Linked DNA regions of Homo sapiens: region 1 is linked to region 2. The links are chromatin loops, found by intact Hi-C in ENCODE. Cell type or tissue: prostate gland. All regions are shown on one strand. Links, peaks and the distances in the headings refer to the core of each region. The heading gives the core; the rest is flanking DNA.

Region 1 (15,845 bases), core at 6,501-10,500, 610 kb before region 2:
GAACAGGAGGCCTGTACACTGAGGGGGGTCTCAGTGTTGAGGGCTCAGCCTCGCCCCCAGCTGCAGCCATGGCTCACTAAGTCTCTATCTATGGTCTGTGTTCTGAAAGGCAGAATGATGGTCTCCAAAAGAGATCCGTGTCCTAATCCTAAGAGACTGTCTCCTTAGATAGCACAGCAGGATGGAAGCTGCAGATGGAATCAGGTTCCCGGTCACTGACCTGAGGAAGGGGAGGTTATCTGGATGGGCCCAGTGTTGTCAGGAGAGCCAAGGGCACTGAGCAGGGAGGCAGCGGAGGAAGACAGCGCGGCGTGGGAAGGGCCTGAGTCAGCAGTGCAGGCAGCTCCTAGAAGCTGGGAAAGGAAGGCACCCAGAAAGAACTGGCCCTGCAGACTAGCCCGGTGAGGTCCGTTTGAGGTAAGTTCATTTTGCCTCCAGCCACGAAGTTCATGGCAACTGCAGCAACAGGAGATGAAGGCAGATTTTGGTTCTAGGCATGAGGCACTGCTGTAGCAAATACCTAGAAAGGTGGAAGTGGCTTTGGAATTGGGCTGAAAGAATTTTGAGGGTGATAGAAAAAGCCCGTGATGTTGTTAAACAGGTGGTAGAAGGATGGAGGCGAGCGGGGCTCGAGGGGCTCGGAGGAACCAGCCTGGGCTCTGAGAAGAGTCAGAGCCCCTCTGACCCGCCCGTCCTCGGACATGTGGGGTTAAAGGTGCAGGTGGGAGCTCAGAGGGAAAGGAAAGAACGGGAGCCAGGGAGAGCCCCGTCCATGGGGGCAGAGGTGCAGCTGCACTCTGTCCCGTTGCCACGTGCGGGCAGCACTCGAGGGTGGTCAGCCTGGGCCCCTTGCGCTGCTCAGGTTGGCCACTAAGTGAGAGAAGGACATTAGCAGAGGGGTGAGCACCCTGCCATCGGGAATTCTCAGCTGAAGATGCTGATGTCAGGAGATTCACTGTCAGGAATGTGTGCTCAGAGTAACGGCCACACCAAGAGCTCCTGGAGGAGGGCGAGCCTGTGGCTGGTGGATGCCCCGGGTCACCCAAGCAGATGCTCAAAGCAGGGACCGCTGTGGGAGGTCTGTGGACGAGCCTTGGGTCTGTGGACGAGCCTTGGGTCTTACGGATCCGGTGAAGCCCTGTGGGAACCACGAGAGGCTCTTAAACCATCAGAAACTCAGCTGGCTTGGACTGAGGCAGAGGGGATGTGATGAAAGGCTCTTGAGCCCCAAAAATCAGCAGGCAGGAAGCAGACTAAACTGTTCAGCTGCAAACACTTGCTACGTTTCATAAATAGAGAGCATGGCCCTGAGGGTGGAGGTGTCAGCACAGAGGCAGAGTTGGGACCCACAGAAGGAGTTCCCAGGCCTTGCTGGGACGGAGGAAGTGTACCCAGCTGGATTTTGGATTTCTTGGGAGCAGCGACACAAGCACCTTGCAGCTTTCTCTGTGTGTCACGTGTGTGTGTGTGTGTATGCACATATAAATGACTGGGTTTCACCGTCACCCAAACTGGAGTGCTGGGTAATCCTAGCTCACTGCAGCCTCAGACTTCCGGGCTCAAGGGGTCCTCCCCCTTCAGACTCCTGAGTAGCCAGCACCACAGGTGCGAGCCACCACGCCCGGCTGATTTTGAAATATTTTGTAGAGTTGAAGTTTCACTACCCAGGCTGGTCTTGAACCCCTGGACTCAGGTGATCCTTTCTGTCTCAGCCTCCCAAAGTGCTGGACCGTCACACCCAGCCAAACTTTCCTTGAAAACAGGAGTGTCTGTGACTGGCATTCCGCGTCTGTTCTCTGGTCGTATTTTGGGAGCAGGTAACTGGTTTTCTAGCTTTCGGGGTCCACAGATGGAGAGGAAACTGCCCCAGGGTGGAATGCCCAGAGTGTCACCCATACCTGATCGGGGTAGCTTAGAGGGTGCGACTTGCGACTTGTGAGCTGATGAGCTGTACGTGAGGTTTGGGACTGGACTGGGTGCTGTGTTTGGTGGAGACTGTTGGGGCCGTGAGGGGAGGGATGCATTTGCACGTGGGATGGGTGTGAAGCAGCGGGAGTGGGAGGGTACTGCGTTCGGCCTGAGACATCCCTTACCACTGGTGATGTCCACATCTAGTCCCATGGAAGTGAACGTGCCACCCAGCAGCAAAGGGGAATGAAAGCAGCGATGGGATTAAGGCAATCAGCTGACCTTGAGAGGCAGAGATGGTCTGGGCCCAGTGAGAGCACGAGGCCTTCATCGTGGAAGCTGGACGCAGGTTGGGATGCGCAGGACACAGCTGTGAGGAGGCTCCACCCACGCTCCTGGCTGCGAAGGTGGAGACCCCAGGCCACGGGATGCAGGCGGCCACAGGTCCTCCCCTGGAGCCTCCAGGAGGAGCACACCTTGATTCTAGACCAGGGCACCCCTTGAGTGAGACCTGCCCAGTCCTTGACTCTGGGACTGTGAGGTATTGGTGTTTTAAGCTTCTTACTTTGCGGTAACTATGGCGGTGATAGGAAACCACAGGAGACAATGCATCTACCAAGCAGGCCAAGGCGTTCTTACAGGGTCCTGGGGGCAGGTGCACAAGAGGGCCCAACTCCCCGGCATGAGACCCACAGTGTAGACTGTGCCAGTCTGGCTGGCACGAACGTGGCTCCCCGGGTAGTGTTCCCTGCACGTCTGTCAGCCCTGCCCGCTCTCCAGCAGGCCCCGCTGCCTGGAAAGTCGCCACTGGTTCTCCCTCCTGTTGCTGGCCTCCTCCTCTCTGGCTCTCTGCTGACCCCGACCCCTTGCCAGATCACACCAAGAGACTTGGGTTGGTGGTAGGGAGTTGGGGTGGGATGGGGAGAAGTCACTGGAGTGAGTGGGGAGGCACTGGACTTAGGGCAGAGGGCCTGGGCACCACACCACTGGAGGGCAGGAGGCAGGCAGGACGGGGAGGCAGGGCCAGTCCACCTGTGGTGAGCTCCCTGGCGGGATGGGAGCAGGGCAGCTGGAACGCCCCACCTTGAAGCTGGCATGCGGGCATCAGCCTCCTGCAAGCTCTGAGGCTTTGTGACACCAGGAATTGTTCCATCTTATAGCTTAGGAGGCTGGGGCTCTGTGCCTCTGCCTTCAGCTGACGGAAAAGCCCAGGGCAGGCTCCCCATGGAGCAGACCTAGGCCTGGACTGCTGTGTGCAGGGCCCCTCCCTGGAGCACCCACCTCCCACCTGCATCCTGTACAGGAGGTGGGTCAGACTGTCGTCCCCCGCCACCCACCTGCCATCCCATGGGTGGGCTCACCAGTCGGCTCGTTCACCAGGGCCCTAGCTCTCAGGCCAGGCCGTGGCAGGCTCTGAGCCCAGATGTGTCCGTCGGATTAGCCACCTGGGAACTGAGGACCAGGACTGTGAAGCCATCCTCTAGGTGGGCAGACCGGCCACCACATCCTTTTTCAATCTCCATTTTAATTTCTTCATAGAAATGATGTGAGGACCGACTGGTGTAAAGTGAGACTAGTGTCTGCCACATCAGAAGTCCTGCCATATTTGTTTTCATTTTTTATATAAACCAGCAGATTCTGGCTTAGCTCGCTTTGGGTTCTGTTACTTACAACCAAGAGAGCTTGGTGTCAGAAGTGGGACTGCAGGACACAGCCCCTTCCTGAGCAGTGGGGAGCTGGCAGGACTCTTGACACACTGTTTCCTTTTGGGCCTCCAGTCATGGGCCTGAGAAGGCTGACTTCTCACCGTGAATGTTTAGAGGAGGGCCAGGAGTGCGTGTGTCAGCCGCTCTCAGAGAAGCAGGTGCAGGACCACAGGTCAGGAAGGCTTCCGGTCCAGGGCCAGTAGCCTGCGACCCCACAGACTGTCCTGTGCCTCACTGAACCGTAGCAGCCAAATTCCTTTCCTCAGCCTGTTTCTTAAGGTAAAATGAACTGGGAAACTGTAATCCAGGGATTGGAATGGATCCTGATTCCCTGGGCCCCTCCCAAGTGCCTTCTCTTCAGGGTACCAACCTCCTGTGAGCTCAGCCACTTGGCAGTCCAGGGTCAAACAGAGGACGGCTCAGCTTCCCTCTGTGTCCTGGGCTCTGAGCGGAGCCCTGAGCTAACTAAGCCTGACTAACATGGTGACCCCCTGGCTCCCTCCAGAGAGATGGGTACAGGCACAGCTTGAAGTTCAGGGCAGTGGCTCTCACCTGGGGGTGATTCTGTCCCCTACCAGGAGACTCATGGCAATGTCTGGGGACGTTTTGTCACAATGGAGGTGGGACAGCTACTAGCTTCTGTTGGGCTGAGACCAGGGATGTGGCCCCCACCCCATCATCATCTCCCCCCTCAGCCATGTGCTTAGCACCTGCTCCAATGATAGACAGCTGGGTGCAGTCCGGCGCATCTGAGTCCTTCACGTGGGAGGGAAGTGTGCGTGGGCCTCCCAGGGCAGCTCTGTGGACGCCGCAGTCTCTGCGTGGACCCTGCTGAGGCCTGCTGCTGGCCTCCTCCAGGCCGCGGTGGACTCCCGGCCACTGGCCTCACACAGCATGGGCCTGGACTTGCCCTTCTGCTGCGGCGGCAGAGGGGCAGCTGGGCCAGGGCGTCGTGCCAGTGGAGCCCACGGCCCTGGCTGCCCTCTGTGGCAGGTATGGCTGGGACCATCCCCGCTCTAGCTCCAGGGGCTGTGCTCAGCCTGGGCCCCTCACTCCCAAGGCTGGGTCATGGCACCCTATCCGGACCCTTCCCAAGTAAGGAGTGGGAAGAAGGCTCATTCTCCAGGAAAAGGCCCAGGCCCTGGGTGGCCGTGCAGGCCTTGTGGGGTGGCAGAGGTGCCGTGCAAAGAGAGCTCCGCCCAGGCCCTGGCCCTCAACGGGAGCCCGCCTCAGGCTGGGGCAGCCTCGGGGGATGGCCCCACACATCGGAAGTGACCTCTGACCTTGGCCGCCCGGAATCTCACCCTCTTCAGCTGGGCAGAGGGTAGCTGCATTCACACTGGCGCAGCCCAGGGGCTGCAAGTGGGGAACAAGAAGCTGTCCCGGGCTGTCACAGAGCCCTGCGCGCCCGCCCTGCCCAGATGAAGACCTGCGTCGCTGTCTTTGCGGAAGGGATTTATTGTTCCGGAGCTGCAGCTGCTCACAGTTATGACAGGGGTACACTGCAGGGGCTTGCCCATTTCCGTGGCGCCTGCTGGAGTCCGCGTGTGTCCGAAGCACAAAAGGGGAAGGCAAGCAAGAGGCAGTTTGCTTCGTGTCCTCGATCTCCGTGGAGAGCCCCTTCCCGCCTGTACCGCCTGGCGTTTGCTGTCCTAGGTGTTTGCTTTTGTTCTTATGTATAGAAATCCCAGCCTGTGGCAGAGGTCTAATGTTAACAGAAGCGTTAAAATCTATACACGAGGTGGGTGGGAGGCAGGGGCAGGCACCGAAGCAGACAGACGACTCCATGGCAGAGGCATGCATCAGACCCGCCGTCCCCCACGGCCGCCGCACCCGGGCTGTGCCCGCCTGGGAGGGCTGGGCACATGGGCGGAAGGGAACACAGAAGCTGGAGCTGGGGTGAAGCACGGCGGCGGGCACTGGGCAGGGTGGGCCTGCAGCCCTCTGAGGGCTGCGCCCTGGGCCTCGCTCTGCACAGAACGCCCTGCAGAGGAGCGCCACCGACTCTTTGTCCTTTTTTTTCAATTTTTTCATTTTAATAAGAAAAGCCTCACAGTGCCCCTGCCGTCCTGTGTGTGGGGAGGGCCAGCTGAGGGCCCTCCTCCTACCCCTTCACCTTTGGACACAAAACCAAGATTGCCCCAGCCTGACAGAGGGGCGCTGGCGCTGCCGCCCGCTACAAGACACCGCCCCTCTGCCCCGAGCCCCCCCAGAGGTGGAGCTGCTTCTCCACAGAGAGACGGAACCCATGACAGAGCGAGCCGCACCGTCTTTAGATGTGTGTGTAGAAAGAAGCAGGAGCAAGGGACTAAAACACAAAACCTGGCCCTGCCCCAGCGGCGCCCCCACCCCCACACCCTTTTCCAAAAACCACCAAGAAAAAAAAGTTTATAAAAATATCTTGCAGGAATTCTTTAAAGTTTACAGTAGCTCGCCAGCCCCCCCGCGCCCCACCAGCTCTGTCCTCAGAGGGCGCCCTGGCCCCAGCCCCCCCACTGCCTGAGACACGCAGACGGCAGGGGATGTGGCCGCCGCCCTTCCCTGAACAGAGGTGCGGAGAATCCATAAATTAAAACGGCAAATAAATAACACTGATCCCAGCCCAGCGGCCTGGCCTGCTGGGAAGGCTCTGGTGCCGCAGGGTGTCTCTGTTTCCACCTCAGCCAGAGAGGAGCGCCAGAGCCCACAGCCGCCCCAGATGAGGCAAGGGAGGCGCGGGTGAGACGAGAGGACGGGAGGCAGCCTGAGGAGGCCAAGACTACACGGAGGCGGCGCAGCCAGGGAGGCGGGGCACGGGCCTGCGAGGAGGCCTCCAGGTGCGGCGTGGAGGCGGTGGACGGGGCCTGTTCCTGTGGCTACGTTGCCCACCAGGGGTCCTGGCCCCAGAAGGCCACCAGGCAGGCTGTTCTTGCTGAGGGGTCAGGTGACCGGGAGTCCGGGTCGGCCGGGCTGGAGGAGGCTCCCCCGAGCCTGGCCTTCCTCCCACGGGCCGTGCGGAGCTGAGGCGAGGAGCTGCCGCGGGGTGGACGGGGCGCTGGGCTGGGCCTCACTGCCCGGCAGCAACAGCAGGAGCGGAGGGAGGGCGGGTCCGCAGCAGCTGCCTTCGGTCACAGAGGATGGCCTCGTGGAGGTGACATGTTAACTTTTCGGGATAATTCCTGGTATCAGAGTGGAAACAAGCGATGCTGTCAGAGACAGGCAGAGGCAGAGACAGAGAGAAAAGAGAGCGGGCGCGGGTGGCGCAGCCCACAGGCCGGCCCCAACGCCCCTTTCCTTTCCTCCCAGGCTCTGAGAACAGTCTGGACGGACGGGCGGCGCGGCCGCGGGTCCACTCGGGGCAGGGCGGGCGGCGGGCGGCGAGGCAGCCGCTGTCAGTGCTGTGCTGGGGGGGGGGGCTAGTGTGTCTAAGGCTGCTCGCGGCGGGCGGTGGGCGGGCCCATCTTGGCCGTGTCCTTGCCCGTTGGGTACTCGGCGTCCCCTCCGGGGCCAGGGCCAGCGGCCGCGGAGTCACCGAGTGGGCCGTGGGCACTCCGCTTGGCGGGCGTGCTGGGGGCCTGGGCCGCCTGCCCGTTCTTCTCGTCTGAAAAAAGTTGTTTAATTACGTCAAAGAAGTTACTCAATGGGCTGCCTGGGTACACAGAACAGAGACAAAAAAAAAAAAAAAAAGGAAAAAAGAAAAAAAAGGGGGAGAGAAAGAGGAGGGGAGGGAAGGAGAGAGAAAGAGAACAAACAAACAAATGAACGAAGAGGCCTCGACGAGGGAAAGAACCCAGAGATGAGGCTGAGATGGGGCCGAGCGGGGACCGGTGGGCGGCAAGCAGGGTGGGCAGGCGGCGGCCGGCAGGGGCCCTGTACGCTGGGGGCTGTGCGGTGGGGAAGCTGTGCGCCGTGGGGCCAGGAACTTAGGACCCCAGCGCCTCCGAGCTGTTGCGCAGGACCCAGTGCTCCTTTGGCGAAGCGAGGCTCGGGGCAGGTGGTGAGACCCCTCCCTCCCCACCAAGGCCTGGCCCGGAAGGCCCTGCCCCACCCCCCTTCCCTCCCCACCTTGCAGCCGTGAGGGCCGACCCACCCCAACGCCGGAGATGACAGCGTAAAGACAAGGGCCTGCTGGGAGCTCTGAAGCCTCGCAGGACCCTGGGGGCAGCTGCTGGCCCCACTGCATGAGGCCCAGTGGATGACAGGGAGAGGGTGTGCCCACCACACCTCCCCAGAGAGGCCTGAAGCCCGACCCCTGGCCAGCTTGGACACAGTTTAGCAGCAGACAGACAGATGAACAGATGGGTGGACAAGCATGGAGGGGTGGATGTGGGAGGCAGGCTGGGGGGCTGGGGGCAAGCAGCTAGAGTCATGTCCCGGGTCCCTGGGATGGGGGCAGTCCTGAGAAGAGGGGCGGAAATGGGGAGCCCACCCTTCTTGGGGCCCTGTGCTCACTGCCCAGGTGTGTCGATGGAGGCCCCTCAATCCCACTTCCTAAGCCTAACCCCCACCTGAGCCCTGAGCTGTGGGCCCCTCCGCTCCCTGCCAGGCACAGCCTCCAGTGGACAGAGGGATGGGCACCGGCCCCTCCCCTAGGCCACAGCCTGCACCAGTGGGACCAGCGGGACCCTCACTGGCTTCAGGCCTTGGGAGCCCCTTCTTGGGCCTGCCCTGATCCTAGGGCCTGGCAGAGGTGAGTCTGGCCAGGAACCCCGCCTGGGCTTGCTGTGGTAGGGGAGCGACCTGGGCTGCTCCTGGTAGAGGATGGGGCCGGGGACATCTGGGCTGCTGGGTGCCTACATCTACACAGGGAGGCCGGGACAACCCGGGCGGCAGGTGGCGGCCACAGCGGGCTGAGGGTGAGCGGTGAAGTGGCAGGTGGAGGTGCCAGGTGAGCGTGGGGGATTCTTACCACATTTGGAAAGCCGCCCCGTCATCATTTCCATACAGTTAGTGGTGTCTGGAGTACAGAATGGAGAGAGGAGGGAGGGAGTGAGTGAAAGGCTGTCCTGGGCCTTCTGGCTGGACGCCCACAGCCTCGATGGGGAGGGGGTGGAGCCAGGAGTGGGTAGGGCCCCAGAGGCATGGGTGGGGAATACTGGGGGGGCCAGAGCCAGAGGGGGCGGGGCTTATAAGGGGCAGTGCAGGGGCAGGGCCTGGAGTGAGGCGGGGCTGCGGAGGCAGGGAACAAGGCGGAGCCACCTGGGCAGCAGCCGGACCTCCAGCAGCCTGAGCCTGAGCCTGGATATGGCCGGTGCCCTGGGTGGGCCTAGCCCCTCCCCTGGGCTGACAACTCTGCCCTGGCCGTGGCCTGCATCCTCACTGTGCCACTCAGCAGCTCCAGGGCCCTGTGGCTTCCGGCTGCCCTTCAACTCAAGGCAGGCACCCTCTTCCTCGGCCCTCTTCCCTACTGCTGGGCCTGGGGATGTTGGTGCTGCCAGTCCAGGACTGGGGTGGGAGCAAGGCCCTGGGAGGGGCTACTCCCTCAAGGCCCTCACTGGCGCCTGCACAGGGTGGACACACGCCCTGGTCTGCCTGTGCCTGCTCACTGGGGGCTCTCAGCCTCCCCTCCCTCGGCCGCAGTCTCTGGGGGGGTGGGCAGTGTCTGAGGAGGCCCCCTGCTGGCTAGCCACCTTCCACACATCCTTGGAGCTGGGCTCACTGGACAAAAGCATCCAGTGTGGGAGGGGGGCAGGGCTGGGAAGGGCTGGGCGTAGCGAGATCACGGGGATAGGCTGGGCTCCCCAAGTCCACAGGGAGATAGATGGGGCCCAGAATAGACCCCCAAGAGCCTCTGCAGTGGGCTCCACTGAGGTCAGGGTCCGGGGCAGGAATGGAGAGGGGCTTGGAGTTGGCTCCAGGGGAGTGCTGCGTGCTGACAGGCGGTACCACACTTTAAGGGGCCAGGCTGGGGGAGCTTTGCCTACAGCCCACGCAGGAGCGCTCGACTGAGGCACCCAGATGGCTGCTCAGGTGCGGGGACACCCTGGGCAGTACCCCGGGGCCCGTTTCTGCTTGCCCTACCAGACAAGCCCTGTCCATCCCTGGCCTAGGTGGCTGCCCTGTCGTTCCCTGGCCTCGGTTTCCCTTCCTAAGATGAAGGCTTTCAAGGCTCAGAGAGCCAGAGGCTGCTGCCGGCCGACGGCATGGCCTCCGCTGTAGGGAAGCGCCACGTGTACCTGCGGGGCCGAGCACCTGGAACCCTGCTCCTCCTTACCCGCTGTGCCAGCCTGGCTCCCAAAATCAGGAGAAGGGGGCTACTCCTCCACCCACTGGGGCTTCGGTTAGGGCCAGGGCTGTTGGGGACCTCAGCCCCCAGCCCGCAGCAAGGTGAAGCACACTCTGGGGGGGCTCCCACAGGTGATGGCATGATGATGGAATGAGGATGTCATGGGGAGGGGCAGTGGGGCCCTCTTTGGCTTCCAGGACCCCACATGGAAACACAGGAGGTGACCCTAGCATGCCACGGAGCTGCTGAGATGCAGGCTGGGAGAGGGGACCCCCAGGGTCCAGCCGGGTGCTCCCCCACGACGCCCAGCGCCCCCACGCCGTACCAGCGTTCAGAGGCACACCCACACCCCCTTGCTGACAGACCAGGCCCATGCATGTGCCCAGTGCTCCGCCCTGCCCCCACCACACATGGGCCCAGGGGAGTGGGGGGAGCCCTCCCTGCCGTATGCCGAGTGGCACGGACCCTCGGGTCCTAGACCCTGGTGGTTCCAGGCTGGGGCAACCCTCCCCTGTGTGAGCCCATCAGGCTGTGGTGAAGCCCCCGCTCTGGCTGGGCTCAAGCCCCTCTGCCCTGCTGGAGGCATGACCCTGGGCTGTCAGGAAGTATGGAGAGATGAGAAGTCACAGCCCGTCAGGCAGCCCGCGGCCCTCCTAGGGTGCCATGGCGGGGAGTCCCGAGGGCAGGGCCTTGTCACTGCTCTCCCAGGTCCTGTGCAGGCTGCCCTAGCAGATGGGCCGCCCGGGGCATGCTTGGCCTGTCCAGGGCCGAGACCTGTGGGTGGGCATGGAGGGCCCTGCTCAGGGCCAGCCTGGCTCCGCCGAGGACCTGCCCGCAGCCCCTCCCCGCCCCAGCACAGGCCGGGCGCCTTACCTGCCAGCGTCAGAGGCTACTCTCGTAGCTGGTGGCCACCTTCTGGCCCTTAAGCCCAGCACCCCAGCTTAGTCCTGGCGCTGGTGGGGGGGGTTCTACGGTGGACAAGAGGCGCCTTTCAGTGTGGTGCGGCTGCGCCCTATGTCCCTGGCGTGCAGAGGCGAGGCGGGTGGTCCCGCCAGGCCAGGGAGGGGCTCTGCTCCCTGAGGGGTGCAGCCACAGCTCGGGGCAGGGAGGTGGGGGCGTCCGTCAAGAGGGGCCAGGAGGCTGCGCCCGGGTCCTCACGCCTCCCGTCCGCGCAGCACCAGCTGGCCACGCCCCACTCGCAGGCCGCAGGTTGGCCGGAGCTGAGCCCGCCTCACCTGACAAGTGCTGGGCCGCAGGCGGGTCGTGTGTGCTCAGCAGCTGGGCCTGGATGGTCTCCACCACCCTCTTGAAGCGACGGCTGGGGCCTAGGGGAGACAGGGGGTTATGCCCTGGACGGGCCTGGGCCCGGAGCCGCCCTGGGGGCGCCAGCTCACCTGAGAGCAGGGTGAAGGTGACGGAGTAGATGCCGTTCTCCTTCTGCGCCTCCCCACCCTCCGTGTAGGTGATATCAACCTGGAACTTGACCGGCTTCTGGAACACGGCTGGCCCCCCCGTGGCCTTGTACTCGGCCCGGAAGCTCGTTTGGGAGATGACGCTGTGGCTGAGACTGGGAATCTGTGGAGAGAGAGCAGCGTGAGCGTGGCTGGCCTGGCAGGTCCCACCCTGGCCCTCTGGGGAGGCAGCCCTGGGGCGAGCCAGCCCCACCGTGCACACATTGTGAGCACCCAGGCACCTCTGCTTCCGTGAGGGGCACAGTGCGGTTGGAGACGGCTGGAGCAGGGGGAGGGGCGTTTCCAGCCCCCACCCTCCAAAGCTTTGGTCCACTTAGCGGGCACAGCTAAGCCCCTGCCGGGCTTTTCTCAGGCAGCCACAGCACAGGATGACCAGGACCTTACAGAGGAGCCTTAAGGGCAAAGATGGAGGTGGAAGGTGACCCCTGCAGCCTGAGGTGGGGGTCCAGGGTGGAGCTGAGTGGGAGGTGGGGGGTCTGGGAGCTGCCACTGAGAGGGAGGTGCAAGGGCGGGGCTGGGGCTGTGCCCTCCTGCTGGGGCTTCCTGGGACTCCCACTGGTTGCGGGACCTATGGTGCTGGGCACTGGCTGGGTGGGCTTCACAGTACCGAGGGGGCAGCTGCAGGAAGCAGAACTCAGGGCCACCCAGCGCACAGGGCCCAGGCTGGCACACAGCCGCCTCACTGGGGCCGGCATGGGGAGGGGCTGAGTCTGAGGTTAGCCGTGGCAACCAGGGGCAGCATGAAGGGATGTGGTGAGGGAGGAGGCCGAGGAAGTGAGCAGCCTGTGGGGACGGGGACGGGGACGCTGAGGACCCCTGAGGCCAGGGTCCAAGTGCAGTCTGAGGCCTGCCCTGCCCAGCGCTGGGCTCTCCTGGCCCTGGAGCCTTCTGCAGGGGCTCCAAGCTGTCCCCACAGCGTAAGGGAAGCTCAGCTGCAGCCAGGGCAGCAGTGGCCTGAGTGCCCGGGGGCAGAGCATATGGTGGGGTGGGGGCCAGTCCCTAGCTAGAGAGGCTGCCGAAGCGAACCACGGCCTGATCTTGCCAAGACCCTGGGGCCAGGGAGGGCGCCCGGGCAGTGGTGAGCACAGGGCAGGACAGCAGCCCTGGGGAGGCAGGCTGGGGGCGGTGGGGGAGGCGGGTGGGGGGCAGCCCCTGTGATGCCTGGGCGCTGGGTGCAGCACAGGGTGGGGCAGGGCCGGCAAGGAAGGGGCGTCCTGATGGGACTGGGTGCTGGAGTCCTGGCAATAAACTTTCTCCATTTGAGGCTTTTAGGGCCTTTCTGCTCCTCCTAACCCAAAGATGCCCAGCAAAGACAAATGAAGCCCACCCAAGACCCCGAGCGCGACCACTCTGTGGAGAGCCACCCGGCCTCCGAGGGCAGGGTGAGACCAGGGAAACTGAGACACCTGAGGGCTGGGGCTGTCCACTGAGGGCCAGCAGAGCCCCACCGGTCCCTAGGGCCATGGCCTCACAAGGGCTTCTCCCCGAGTCTGATGGAAATGTCCCCCTCTGAGACCCACCCAGCTGGAGCCTTCCTTCTGCCCCACGTGCCAGCTGCCCAGGCCTGTCCGGCACACACCTAGGGCTGCTGGGGACCAGTGAGCAAAGCCCTGACTCCCTCCGCAGGCCAAGCACCCCAGATGGGCAGTGACCCCTCCCTCACGAGGGTGGGCAGGAGAGAGCGCCTGTCCAGTGAAGGCGGCCAGGCAGGCCCACGGGTGAGCGGACGTCCGTGCTGTGCGCGTGGACATGTCCTGTCTACGTGAGGAGGCTGGATTCTCGGGGCTGGGCCGTGTGGGGTTGGGAGGGCTGCCCGCCTCCCCCAGCGCCCTGTGGCCTCACCGACAGGAAGGCGTGCACGATGTCAGCCTTGATGGAGCTCAGAGGTTTGTCTTTGATGACCACGAAGATCTGCTCCTCCTTCTCCAGGCTGATGAAGTTCCCAAACCAGGACTTCTTCGCCAGCCTGGGCAGTGGGAGACAGAGGCTGTGAGGATTGAGGTGTGGCACCGTCCACACCCCTGCCTCCCTCGAATCTGGGGTTGGAACGGCGGAATCTTCCATCGCTTCGTGATAGAAACGGCTGTCTCCACAGTGCTAGCCAGAACCCATGGCCCTGACCCCAACGCCCTAACCCTAGCCCATATGCCCTGACCATCACCGTGGCTCTAACCCCAACCCCAACCCTAACCTTTCTCCAAGCCCTAACGCCCTGACCCTGGCCCATATGCCACCCACTCCCAAGTCTGGGGATGCCCCTCCACAGGTGAGCCCCCCACAGGTGAGCCCCCCCTCACCAAGGCCGCTGTGAGAGGTGGCTCAAGCTGGGCTCCTGAAGTCAGCTGTGCCCCCCACCCCCAGGAGCAGGCGGGGCCTGCAACTCGCTTCCAACAGGAGAGTGGGGAGGCGCTTCTGAGGCCACAGAAGGCTACTCCTGTCTTGCTGGCAGGCTCACCCCAACATGCAGAGGCCCTCTGCTCTCCAGCTCAAGAGCACCCGAACCCCACCCACCAGCGCGGGGGCCAGGAAGCCCAGCCGTGAGAGGACCATGGCCAGAGGCGCCTCTAGCACAGCCCGAGACTCAGGCAGAGCGCGCCTGGGTGGCTGTTCAGAGGTGGCACGCTCTGCTGGCGTCCCCTGCCGTTGCTGCCTGGAGGTGGAACCAGGTGTGCTGAGAGGCAGAGGCAGGGACCGGGAGGAGGGGCCAGCAGGGCTGGGGCTCAGTGGTGCCCTCTCCCGACTGATTCTGAGGCCCCTCCCAGCGGCCTCACAACTCCCCTTTCCCTTGCCCATTCCTGGAGCTGCCTCCTCGGCCACTGTGCGGCCTGGGAGTCCTGCCGGACAAGCACGGGGACCAGGTCCAACCCTCACTCAGCCCCTCGACGCCTCCTCAGTGTCCTGCCGGTCTCGGCGGCTGTCTGTTCTGGGTTCAAAACTCCGAGGGCCACCACTGGCCCTGACCTTACCCCAGCCCCATGCCAGGGCCTGGAGCCAGGAAGTGCACAAAGCAGCCTGGCAGTTCTGGAAGCACAGGTGAGTTTCTACATGGTCGATGTTCTGCCCGATGAAGAGACAGGACAGATGGTACAAACGTGACTCTCTGCTTTGCGGCCCAGGGGTGCAGCATTTGGCAAAAATAGTCCCATGTGTGAAAGATGCCTGACGGCCCAGGGAGGCCAGGCCGACGAGGGGTGAGGGGCCTGCACTGTGACTCCAGCACCCACGTGGTGGGCAGTGCACAGCCTGGCCGGACACTAGTCTGGGTGTTGCTATGAAGCTATTTTTAGATGAGACGAACTTAAATCAGTCGCCTGTTGAGTCTGGCGGGGGACCCTTCCTCACAGGGTGGGTGCATCCGCCAGGTTCGGTCTTCCTGGGGAAAGAACGCCCCTCGAGGCTGCAACCTGGAAACTGCCTGGGCTTCCAGCTAGCACTTCAGACTCAAGGACATCAGCCCTGAGTGTCCCAGACAACCGCATGCATCCCTTCCTGAAGCCAGCTGCCTCCCTTGGTGCTGTTCCTCTGGGGTGCCTGGTTGACATGGGGCTGGCAGCAGCTGGGGCTGGGGGTTATCTCAGGTCCCCAGCAAGCGAGTTGTCGCCAAAGAGGGACTGTGGGAGGCATCCGTGCTGGACCCTCGTCCAAGGCGTCTGTGCAGGACCCTCAATAAGGGCTGTCACAGGCATCTGTGCCGGGCCCTTGGGTGGGGCTGTGGGAGGTGTCTGTGCTGGACCCTCGGGAACGGCTGTCGCAGGCATCTGTGCCGGGCCCTTGGGTGGAGCTGTAGGAGGCATCTGTGCTGGACCCTTGGGAAGGGGTGTCTGTGCCGGGCCCTTGGGTGGGGCTGTGGGAGGCATCCGTGCCGGACCCTTGAGAGGGGTCAGGGCCTCCAGGCCATCTCAAGATGGGGGAGGGGAGAAGCGCAGGCAGCCACAGTGGCATCAAAGCCACCTTCTCGGCTTTGATGTTTTCCACCTTCTCTGAGGAAGATAATTATGAGTCTGTTCATGAAAGCTTTTGGTAGCAGCAGAAACGGCAATGTCAGGGCCTAGGCGGAAGGTTCCCAAGTCTGCTGAGCCCTGTGCATCTGGGCTTGCGACAATACCTACACACCTCCGACCTGGGCACCCAGCTGGAAGGGCCACCTGATCGGCGCAGAAAGGCCACTGGGTGGAATCCTGGCACAGGCTGCAGATGCTGCTCCTGGGGCTTAGCACTGAGCAGTTTCCACAGGGGCCCCTGGTTTAAAGCCAGCAGCAGGACGAAGGTTCTCGTCTTACTCAGTCCACAGCTGGCCACATCTTCATTTCCCGGGGTCTCCTGTGAAGTGACTCCAGCCTGACCGCCGCTCTCTGCCGCTGCCTGGCCTGGGGTCACGCTGCAGGCTCATATGTGTACACCGCCAGTCGCCTGGTCTCCGAGACACTGCCCAGTGACTGAGGCCATCGTGGAGAGGAGGGAGAGGGCCTGGGCGCTGGGAAGGGGTCTCTCTGGGGACATCTTTGTCCAGACACCAGTCACAGCGGCCCCCAGGGCATCTCAGCACCTGGGCGC
Region 2 (9,132 bases), core at 5,133-9,132:
GGGATGCTAGCAGCCAGCACAGCCTCAGGACCCTCTGGGCTGGCGGGAACGTCCCCGTCATGGCTGGGATGCTGGTTTCCAGGGATGACAAGTCTGTCCACTTACAATCTGTGTGGCTCGCTGTGATTTGTTTCCTTAAAGCTGTGGGCCCTGAGCGACGTCCTGTTTCCACATCCCCATCTGTCCTCCGTTCCCTCACCCCTGACCCTAGGAGCTCTCCAAGGGACCCCAGGGCCCAGAGATGAGGAGACCAGCCCCACCCAGTGACCAAGGCCCACCCTGAGGCCAGTGTCCAAAGCAGGGAGAGCAGAACAGCCCTCGTCAGTGGGCACCTGCCCAGGGTGCCAATGCTGGCTCCTGCAGGGTGGGTAGGAGTTTGCTGGAGGCACAGGAATCCAGGAGGAGACTGTGACCCAGCGGGGCTGTGGGTGCAGCAGGGCTGCGTGGGAACAGCAAGGAGGTGGCCTGCCGTCATCAGGCCAGGACCACGGCTCACATCGCACAAGCGCGGCTGGAAGCCCAGGTCCCCCACGCTCACTCCCGTCCCCCTGCGTGGGCCTCCTGACTTCTCTGCCTGCCCCCTGCAGCCCTGGGCTGCCAATGCCACATCTCTGCCCCCAGAGACAGCCCTCTCCACACAGAGGCCCGGCCTGCCTGCCCTGCCGCCAGCTGGGACCTGGAACCTGCAGAGGCCCCGTGGAGCCAGGCCTGTGTCACTGGGTGGACAAGTCTGACCTACCCCCAACAGCACCAGAGCTGCCTGGAGCCCACAGCTGGGTAGGCAGTGTCCCCCGACCGACCGCTGCTGCTCCCCACCCACAGGGAGCCACACACTCCCCAAGGCTCAGACACGCTGTGGTTGCCAGCGTCAGGGCCTTTGTTCAGAAACGGATTGTTTCCGAACAATTGATCCAAAGGCTGGCCTGGGATGTTAAACTCCTCAAAGAGAGGCCTGGGAGCTGAAGGCAGAGCCCTCTGCCACCCTTGGGGACACTGTGCTGCCCAGAGGCCAGCGCCAGGCAGGCCGGCCATGCCATCTGCCAGACATCGTCTCAGCTCATCCCAGGGGAGGGGAAGCCAAGGCTGGCCCCCACTGCACCCCCTCCACCAGGCTCACTGCTGATCTTAGAGCAGAGGCCTCAAGCGCAGCCAGGACTTTCCTTTGGAACAACAGAGAGTGGGCAGTGAGGCTGAGGGGCCCCCACACCTCCAGGGTTGACAGCCCAGGCAGCGCAGAGCCAGGACAGCCCCCGTGCCCCTCCAGGCTGGGGCCCTGGACCACCTGGCTCCGAGACTCACACTGCCCACCTGGGGGGTCTCCCCGGGGATCAGCGCAGGTGGTGGGGAACTGAGAGGCCTCCCACATTTCCATTCAACCCCCGAGCCAGGCCAGTATATGGGGACCTCACCCTCTACCGCCCCACATGGTGCAGATGGGAAAATGAGGCCTCAAGGAGGGCAGAACCTGCCCGGCGTCCCGCACTGGCAGGTGGGACTCCAACCCCCACCCGGTCCCCCAGCCAGGCCCTAACCATACAGTGCGGAGACGGCCGGAGCTTCCACCAAGCTCCTGGTGCTGCGGGTGAAGAGAAAGGGGAGCAGCACCCACCCTGGGGAGCAGCGTCTGGAAGGAGCCGAGGCCAGGAGGGCGGGAGGACAGCCCTTCGTGGTGGCACCTTGCTAAATAGCTCGGCTGCCTCCATCCCTGACAGGCGGGAAGAGCAGGCCCCGTCCTCTCCCCTCCGCCCCGGGACCTCCACTTCCATTAGGGGAAGAGTGTCGCTGGCAGCAGCTGAGCTGACCAGGCAGCACAGAGGCCTGAAGGTGGGGGTCCCAGGGCAGCAGAGCCCCCCACGCCCTCACCATTGCTAACCTGTGTCTGTGTCGGCACCTGCCTTGGACCAGGACACCTCGCTCAGGCTCACGGGCCCTGCACCCAGCCTCCCCCGGAATGAGGCTCCCAGGAGACACCCCGGCCCCACCACAGGCAGCCTGCTTCCCACTCCCCAACCTCTGCAGGGAGGGCTCAAAGGAAGGCTCAGTGGCTGTGCCCCAGCGGAGCTGCCATCACCGGGTGAGGGCCTCTATTTGCTGAAGGCAGGTAGCATGTCCCCAGATGTCCATGGGGTTAGGAGTTGGCACCAGTGCTCTGAACTCTGAAGGCCCCACCGGGTCCCCCACCACCAGGCCAGGACACATCCTACCTCCCCACCCTGGCTGCCCCAGGAACCCTCCCCACTCCACCCAAAGCTGGAGGCTCTGAGCACAGACTCTTGCCAGCAGCCCCACCCTCCCAGACCCCAGCAAAGATGCCTGCCTGGGAAATCCGAACCAACGCTGTAAAGAAATACGTCAATCAGCCTTCTGGAGCGAGCCCCTCCCTTCCCCTCCCAGGTAGGCCCCCAGGCTGCCCCAGGCCGTCAGTGACCAGGGGCCCTAGCCTGACCATGGGTGTGGAGGGGGGCTCAGGCCTGGACCCAAAGAGACCTTGGAAGCCAGGAGTACTGTGAGGGCCTTGGAGGGTCTGCATTTGGAAGAAGGGGGGCTTTGAGGAGAACATGGAGGCAAAGGTGGGAGAGAGGGGTGCCAGGCTGGGGTTAAGGGCACAGGAGAGCAAAGCTAAGGGGCAGCCAGGCAAGCTGGGGGCAGAGGGAAGCTGCACCCTGACCACCGCACACGAGCCAGGCATGGGACCCCACTCCCAGCCCCCCAACCCCTCCCAGTGCCCTGGCCGCACCTGTACCACTTACAGGGCTCAGCCCCTGCCCCCACACCCACAGCCACACCCAGGACGGGCACAGCCCCCCAGTCACACACAACTTTCCTCACCCCACCCCGGCTCCCACCACTGCCCACGGCTCTGGTCACTGGCTGCCCACTGGGGCTCCCCCATGCCCTCCCCACAGGCCCAGCAGGACTCCGGCAGCGGGGGGTCAGGACAGACACACGCGGGGATCTTGAGGTCCCGCCGGGGGGACGTCCCTCCCACCACCTTAACCCCTGAACTTCGCCCCTGAGAAGACGGAGGAGGAGGAGGAGGAGGCCAGGTTGTATCCCCTGGTCTCCCAACGAGTAGGAAATGGAGTGGGCGGCAAAAGCCCCGACAACAGGGGGCTGGCACCCCCAAAAGGAAAGGAGCCCTGGGGAAGGGGAGCGCTAGGCCTGACTCCTGAAATAGCCTCACGCCAGGAGGAGAGGGCTTAGCTCACAGTGACTCAGGGCACAGCAGGCGTGGACATCAGCCCGGGACAGACTCTCCTGGCAAAACCCCCACTCATTCTTATTTCCCCTGCCCCGCCCCCACCCTTAGACCCCCACTGGGCACCAGCCCAGGGTTGGGGGGGGCCAAGGCTGGTGTATGAAGCCAGCGGGGCTCCAGTTTGCTGGACTGGCGGGAAGGTGGTGATTGATTAATAAAAAATAATTGGGGCCGCCTGTAATCCCAGCACTTTGGGAGGTCGAGGCAGGCGGATCACGAGGTCAGGAGTTCGAGACCAACCTGACCAACATGGTGAAACCCTGTCTCTACTAAAAATACAAAAATTAGACAGGCGTGGTGATGCGCGCCTGTAATCCCAGCAATTCGGGAAGCTGAGGCATGAGAATCGCTTGAACCCCAGAGATGGAAGGTTGCAGTGAGCCAAGATCACGCCACTGCACTCCAGGCGACAGAGCAAGACTCTATCTCAAAAAACAAAGATAAAAAAGAGAGAATTGCATTTTCCAGCCCAGAATAGGGTCCCAAGGGGGTTCCTTGTGTGTTCTTTCCCAGGTTGAGGATGGGGGAGTGTGTCTGCCATGCGGTAGGAATGGAGGCTTCTCTGGGGTTCACAGAGCAAAGAGAGGTCCACCTGGGGGTCCTCCATGAGGGCGGGCTGCTCTCAGAGCAGAGAGACCCCCCCTGGGAAAGGACCCTCTTCTTTCTCCCTGAAGGCAGGTGTCCAGGCCACGGAGGACAGGAGGAGGGTGGAGAGGAGAGAGGGCTTCCCCTCCCAGGACCTGCCTGCCTGCCTGCCGGGCCCCCACACCCACTGCCCTTCAGTCATTCTGCCCCGTCCCCCCGTCACAGAAACACTCTGGTCACTCAGCCACCTGCAGCCCACCCCCCACACCCACCAGCTCCAGACCACACCCACACCTCCCACCACCCCTACCTCCAAGGCGCCCCTCAGGCCTGGGCCTCACCCCTCCAGAGCCTCTTGCAGAAAACAAACCCTTGGGTGACCCCTTCTGGAGGTGGATGTCTGGGCCAAGAGCCTCCTTGGGTCACACTCAGCAGGCAACCCAGGCTGGCTGTCCCTCCCAGGGACCCCCCTGCCTCCACCCCAAGCTGGCTAGAGAAGGAGCCTGGGCTCAGGAGGGGAGAGGTGGGAAGGCAGACCCAGGCTTCTGGGCACTTGGCCCAGCTGGACCTTATGCAGATGGACAGCCTCCTTCTGAAGCCCAGAGCCTAGGCAGGAGCTGAGGCCACACCCCCGACTCCCAGCTGCAGGAGCTGGTTCAGGAATTAAGAATAGGGCACAGAATGACCTTGGTATCACTTCACCTCCCCCAGCCCAGCCAGCAAAGCCCCAGGCCCGGTCCAGGTCATCCTCGGCCACCCCCAACTGCAGCTGCCCTCCACAGGAGCCAGGGACAGGACAGGGTCGCGGCTCCATGAGGCTTGCTCCAACCTGGCCAGGTGGGAATCCTGCCCCACCTCTTGCTGACATGGGGCTGGGGTGGGGTGGAACCCTGTCCGCCCTCTACCTCAGCTCTGCTCCATCCAGCACACAGGGCCCCCCCGGACACCACTGCAGGTCTGAGCACACCTGACCCCACCTCCGCAAAAGTTAGGGAAGCCTCTGCTGCCGGAGGCGCGGGAAAGCCAGTGTCTCCCGCGAACACTGATGGCCCACGGCCCTGCTCAGTGTCCAGGATTCCCTTCCGCAGCGCCTCCCGGCGACTGGGGGACCTTGGCGGCAGCCGGCTCAAACCCTCGGAAGTGAGTCCCTGGGCCCGACAGGTCGCCTGCCTGGAGGGGCGGGGCCGAGGCAAGGATAACGGCTGCACCGAGGAGGGAGCGGGCGCAGAGGAGGCACCGGGGCCCCGCGCAAAACTGGCCACGACCCGGACTCGAACCCCGACCCTAGGAGAGGCGCAGTGCCCGGGTGGCCCTGTCCGGCGCGCACGTGTGCAACGTGTCCCGTCTCATCAAGTGAGGAGAGGAGAGGAGAGGAGAGGGGACCAGGGCGTGGGGCAGCCGCTCTGAGTGCAGGGGGCGGACCCCGCGATGGTGCAAACCTTCCCCACCCGCCCAGTCCAGGCTCCTAGCCGGAGCAGCGGTCTTGGGTCCTCCCGGGACCATCCCCACAACCGCACCCAACGCCTGGCCGGGGCAGCGACTCCGACTCCCCAGACCCCGCGACCCGCCGCGGGAGGGACCCCGGGTCTTTCCCGGGCCCCCACCCCGGCCCCCGGACTCACCCAGAAGAGCAGGTTGAAGGCGAACATGAGGTACTTGACGGCCTGGAGGCAGGCGCGCGCCATGCCGCAGCGCTTCAGTTCTAGGAGGAAGATGAAGGAGAGGTCCAGGTAGAAAACCACGTACTTGTTGCCCTTGGGCGACGTGTAGCGCGCCTGGGCCGCCTTGGGGCCGGGGTTCGCGTGCAGGCCGAAGAAGGAGCCCCCGGCGTCCCCGCCGCCCGCGCGCCCGTATAGGCTGCTGTAGCGCCGGAAGGGGCCGCCGCGCGCGAAGTCCGGCTCCTTGCCCTCCGGAGAGGGGCTGCGCCGGTACGTGGACTCGTCCGTGCTGGAGCGGCGCATCGCGCCCGGGTGTGCCGGGGCCGCCGCTCAGCGCCCCGCACCCGCCGCCCCGGAACGCCCCATCCCGCCGGCCGGCGCCTGCTCCGGCCCCGCTCCTGCTCCCGCTCTGGCCCCCGCGGTGGCAGCGGGTCGCGCGGATCCGCTCGGACCCCGGCGGCGGAACCCAAACATCTGCCCGGCCCGCGCGCTGCGGCCCCCGCGCCCCCGACCCCGCGCGCCCCGCCCCGCGCCCTCCCGGCCAATCCCCGGCGGCTCCGCCCCCGCGCGGACCCCTCCCCTCCTCGCCGCACCGCCCGGCAAACCCCAGCGCTCCGCCTGGGCGGACCAATCGCAGCCCCCGGCAACGCACCAGCCGCGACCCCGGCCCCTTCGCCCGCGCCGGCGCCCCAGCCCCCCCACCTTCGCGCGCGGGAGGAAGATGCTCGCGAAGGGCGCCTGAGGGGACTGGAGGCCGGGGCCGGGGCCTGGGGATGAAACCTGGGCAGCTCTTAGCCCGCGACCGACACCCCCAGCCCTTCCCCCCACGGTACCTCGCCCGGACTCTGGCCCCGGGCCGGGCTTGGAGACCTCCAACCACGAGAACGATACTCAAAGCACTACGCAAATGGAGGGTGACCCCGTTGCTGTCTGGTGGCAACTTGAAGCGGCTCCGCCCCGGGCGCCCTTGGGGAAGCCCTGAGTGCCGGCGGCGGGTGGGGGGCTGGGTCAGCCTGCACTGCATGGAGCAGGTGTCGTTGAGTCTTTGACTATATGGGAGGTTCCAGAACACAGAAAAGCGCAGGTGTGATTCCTGAGATACCCACCCCCCCTCCACCAGGCAGCCCCGCAGGAGGCTGGCAGCCCCAGGACAGACCCAGAGCGCTCCAGGTGGGCCCGGCTCGGCCTCCGCCCCGTGCTGTCCCCAATGCGGGAGCGGGGCCGGCTTCAAGGGCAGTCGCGCGCACCCACCCCAGCTGGCTTGATGCTCTGCTGTTCCCGTCTTGAAATTCTTGGTAATTTTTAAACAAGGGGCCCAGAATTTCATTTTGCTCCAGCCCAGGCTGGAAGTCAGCCTGTAAAAGACCCCACCCCACCCCTTGACAGGTACAGACATACCGGCCCCGTGCGCAGATGTGCCTGCACTCCTGGGTGTCATCACGCCGGATGCGCACACACCTCCCACAGCCGGAGATGGGGACAGAGGCCCCCAGCTGTGCCCTGCAGCCTACCCCACGCCTCTGAAGCCCCAGCCCCACCACAGGGCACAAGGGCCCTGCGGTGTTGGGAAGATATCAGCACGTGGCCCAGATTCCTGGCAGATGACCTGAAGCCCAGAGGTGGGGAATGAGGAAGGGCAGGAGGAAGAGGAGGGAGAGGAAGCTAAGGGAGGGGAAGGGGGTGCTCCATGGCAGGGCTGACCAGCTCTGGAGGCCTGGGTCCTCCTGGAGTGACTGATGTGGGAGGTGGCAGGTCTGGGGAGGGCTGCCGTGGAAGCCCCGGGTGCCCAGGGAGGTCCCGCAGCTCTGCCCACCCCTGACGACCTGGGCTGGGTGCCCCAAGCCTCTGCTGCCCCCCAAGGGCTCTGTAGAGAACTGCAGCCCAAGCCCCAGGGCAGCACCCCATGCCCAGGTCCTCGCTGGGGGAAGGGGACAGGGGGCCCCCAGAGAACAGGAGGCTGGCCTGGAGGTCCCCTGAAGGCCCACAAGGCCATCCTGGGGCTTCCCATGGCCCCTACCCTGTCCTTCCCCTGGGGGTTCTTTGGTGGGTCTGGGCCCCAGGAATGGGTCAGAACGGCGGCCACGCATCGGGGCCCAGCAGAGACCCCAGGAGCCCTGGGACCCCAACCCTGACAGAAACCCTCACCCGCAGCTCTGCCCAGAGAGCAGATGGCGCCCGGCCCCCTTCCCCTGGCCACGCAGGTGCAACCTGAGGGCAGACACTCAGCCGTGTGCAGCGCCTCCAGGGAGCTCACATGTGACCTGGGCAGCGCTCAGAGCACCTACTCGTGGGCCAGGCAAGGGCAGGTGCCACGGGGACCCGGGAGGACCCCAGGCTGACTGGGAGAAGCCAGACCCCACCTGCAGTCAAAAACACCACCCGAGCCACCCCAAGGAGAGCATCCGCCGCCAGGCTAGCCAGTGGCACCCCTGCCCCATCTCCCCTGCGTCCCTCTGTGGCTGGGGGTGGAAGGGGAAGTGGCAGGCAAGGCTCGAGGGTCCCAGGCGGGTGGGAGGGCGAAGGGAGAGCTGGTCTGGGTGCCTGCACTGAGCCCAGCGCCCAGGATGCAGTCCCAGTGTCCCCTAAGACCCCTCCCACCCCCTTTCCCATCTACAAAGCTCTGCACACATCGCCCAGGTGAGCAGATGAAGCCTATTCAAGAAGAAATCAAAAACCTCACAAGGCCACCGAGGGTCAGGAGGAGCGGGGTTGGGGGGGGGTGGGGGCGGGGAGCTGGGCTTGCTTCTGTTGCCAAGTTCAAGATTCACACTGGGTTGCCCAGACGCAGTCAGGGGCCCGGGCAAGGCACAGTGTCAGAGCTCAGTCGGGGAGGGTCCTTCAACACCCCAGTCGGGGTGTTCTGGGACCCTGTCTCCAAAGTCCAGCCCCTCCCCACGGGAGCTCCAATTAGATACTCAGGTGTGGTGTCAAAGTGTCCGCTGGCAAGGCCCCTGGGCTGGCAAAGTGAGACCCAGAGGCAAGCCCACTGCTGCCCACCACAACCATCCAGCCCAGCCGGGCCCTGACATACCTGGGCTGGCCACAGGAAAGAGACCAGGCGGTGCTCAGGGTCCCTGAAGGCTGACCAGTGGGCAGGCAGGTGGTGGGTGCGACCAAGGAAGCCCCAAGCTCTGCAAAAGGAAAGATGGGCAGAGTGGAGCCCTGGCTTCCACCCTCAGCTGTACAGCCAGAGATGCTCCCAGAGAAGGGCAGGGAACCCCCACCTGGGGCCAGGTCCCTACAGGGCAGAGGGGCAGTCGGGGTGGGCAGGGGATACACCACCAGACTCGGAGAAGAAGACCACTGAGGAGTAGCCCCAACCAGGAAAGCTCTGAATCAATGACTGAGTCACCAAATTCTGCTCCTTCAGGGCTCTGAGACAGCCAGGCAGGGACACAGACTCACACTCACAGAGACACGGTGTGCAGAGAACACATGTTCAAAGACGTACTCACAGCACGGACATGCAGAGACACAGGCCAAGACACATGCTTGCACCCACACAGACACGCAGCAGTGCCTCCTCCCTGGGGTCCTGGACCCCTGGACCAGCCTGCTGTCTGCTTCCTACCAGGCACAAGCACCCCTACCCCACCCTGCCTTGGGCTCTGAGCAGACACCCAGGCTCAG

The links. Peaks named below come from ENCODE experiments on the same cell type or tissue, not always from the same donor. Only the 100,000 strongest peaks of a DNase experiment are listed, where the experiment ranks them.
Region 1: it touches region 2 in a loop (2.5-fold over the local background); 2 of 110 quality-filtered maps call a loop at or near these places.

Annotation. Positions count from the first base shown.
Region 1 is chr11:1,451,897-1,467,741 of GRCh38, reverse strand. It overlaps BRSK2 (BR serine/threonine kinase 2), which reads right to left. Exons shown (of 20, transcript NM_001256627.2): 16 at 13,134-13,257; 17 at 11,214-11,394; 18 at 11,055-11,144; 19 at 8,503-8,550; 20 at 5,053-7,242. The coding sequence ends at 7,019. Among named protein-coding and RNA genes, the nearest start is that of MOB2, 27 kb to the left of the region's middle. RefSeq lists enhancers at 9,200-9,762, 14,014-14,723. In prostate gland, for the core only: a CTCF peak has its summit at 9,182 (motif pointing left); DNase peaks (open chromatin) are centred at 6,628, 7,111 and 8,701; H3K4me3 peaks cover 746 bases; H3K27ac peaks cover 2,855 bases.
Region 2 is chr11:846,702-855,833 of GRCh38, reverse strand. It overlaps TSPAN4 (tetraspanin 4), which reads right to left. Exons shown (of 9, transcript NM_003271.5): 2 at 8,534-8,633; 3 at 5,467-5,546. The coding sequence starts at 5,529. Among named protein-coding and RNA genes, the nearest start is that of TSPAN4, 8.4 kb to the right of the region's middle. RefSeq lists an enhancer at 814-1,327 and silencers at 6,412-6,471, 7,248-7,377. In prostate gland, for the core only: a CTCF peak has its summit at 7,382; no DNase peak of the experiment used is centred there; H3K4me3 peaks cover 1,457 bases.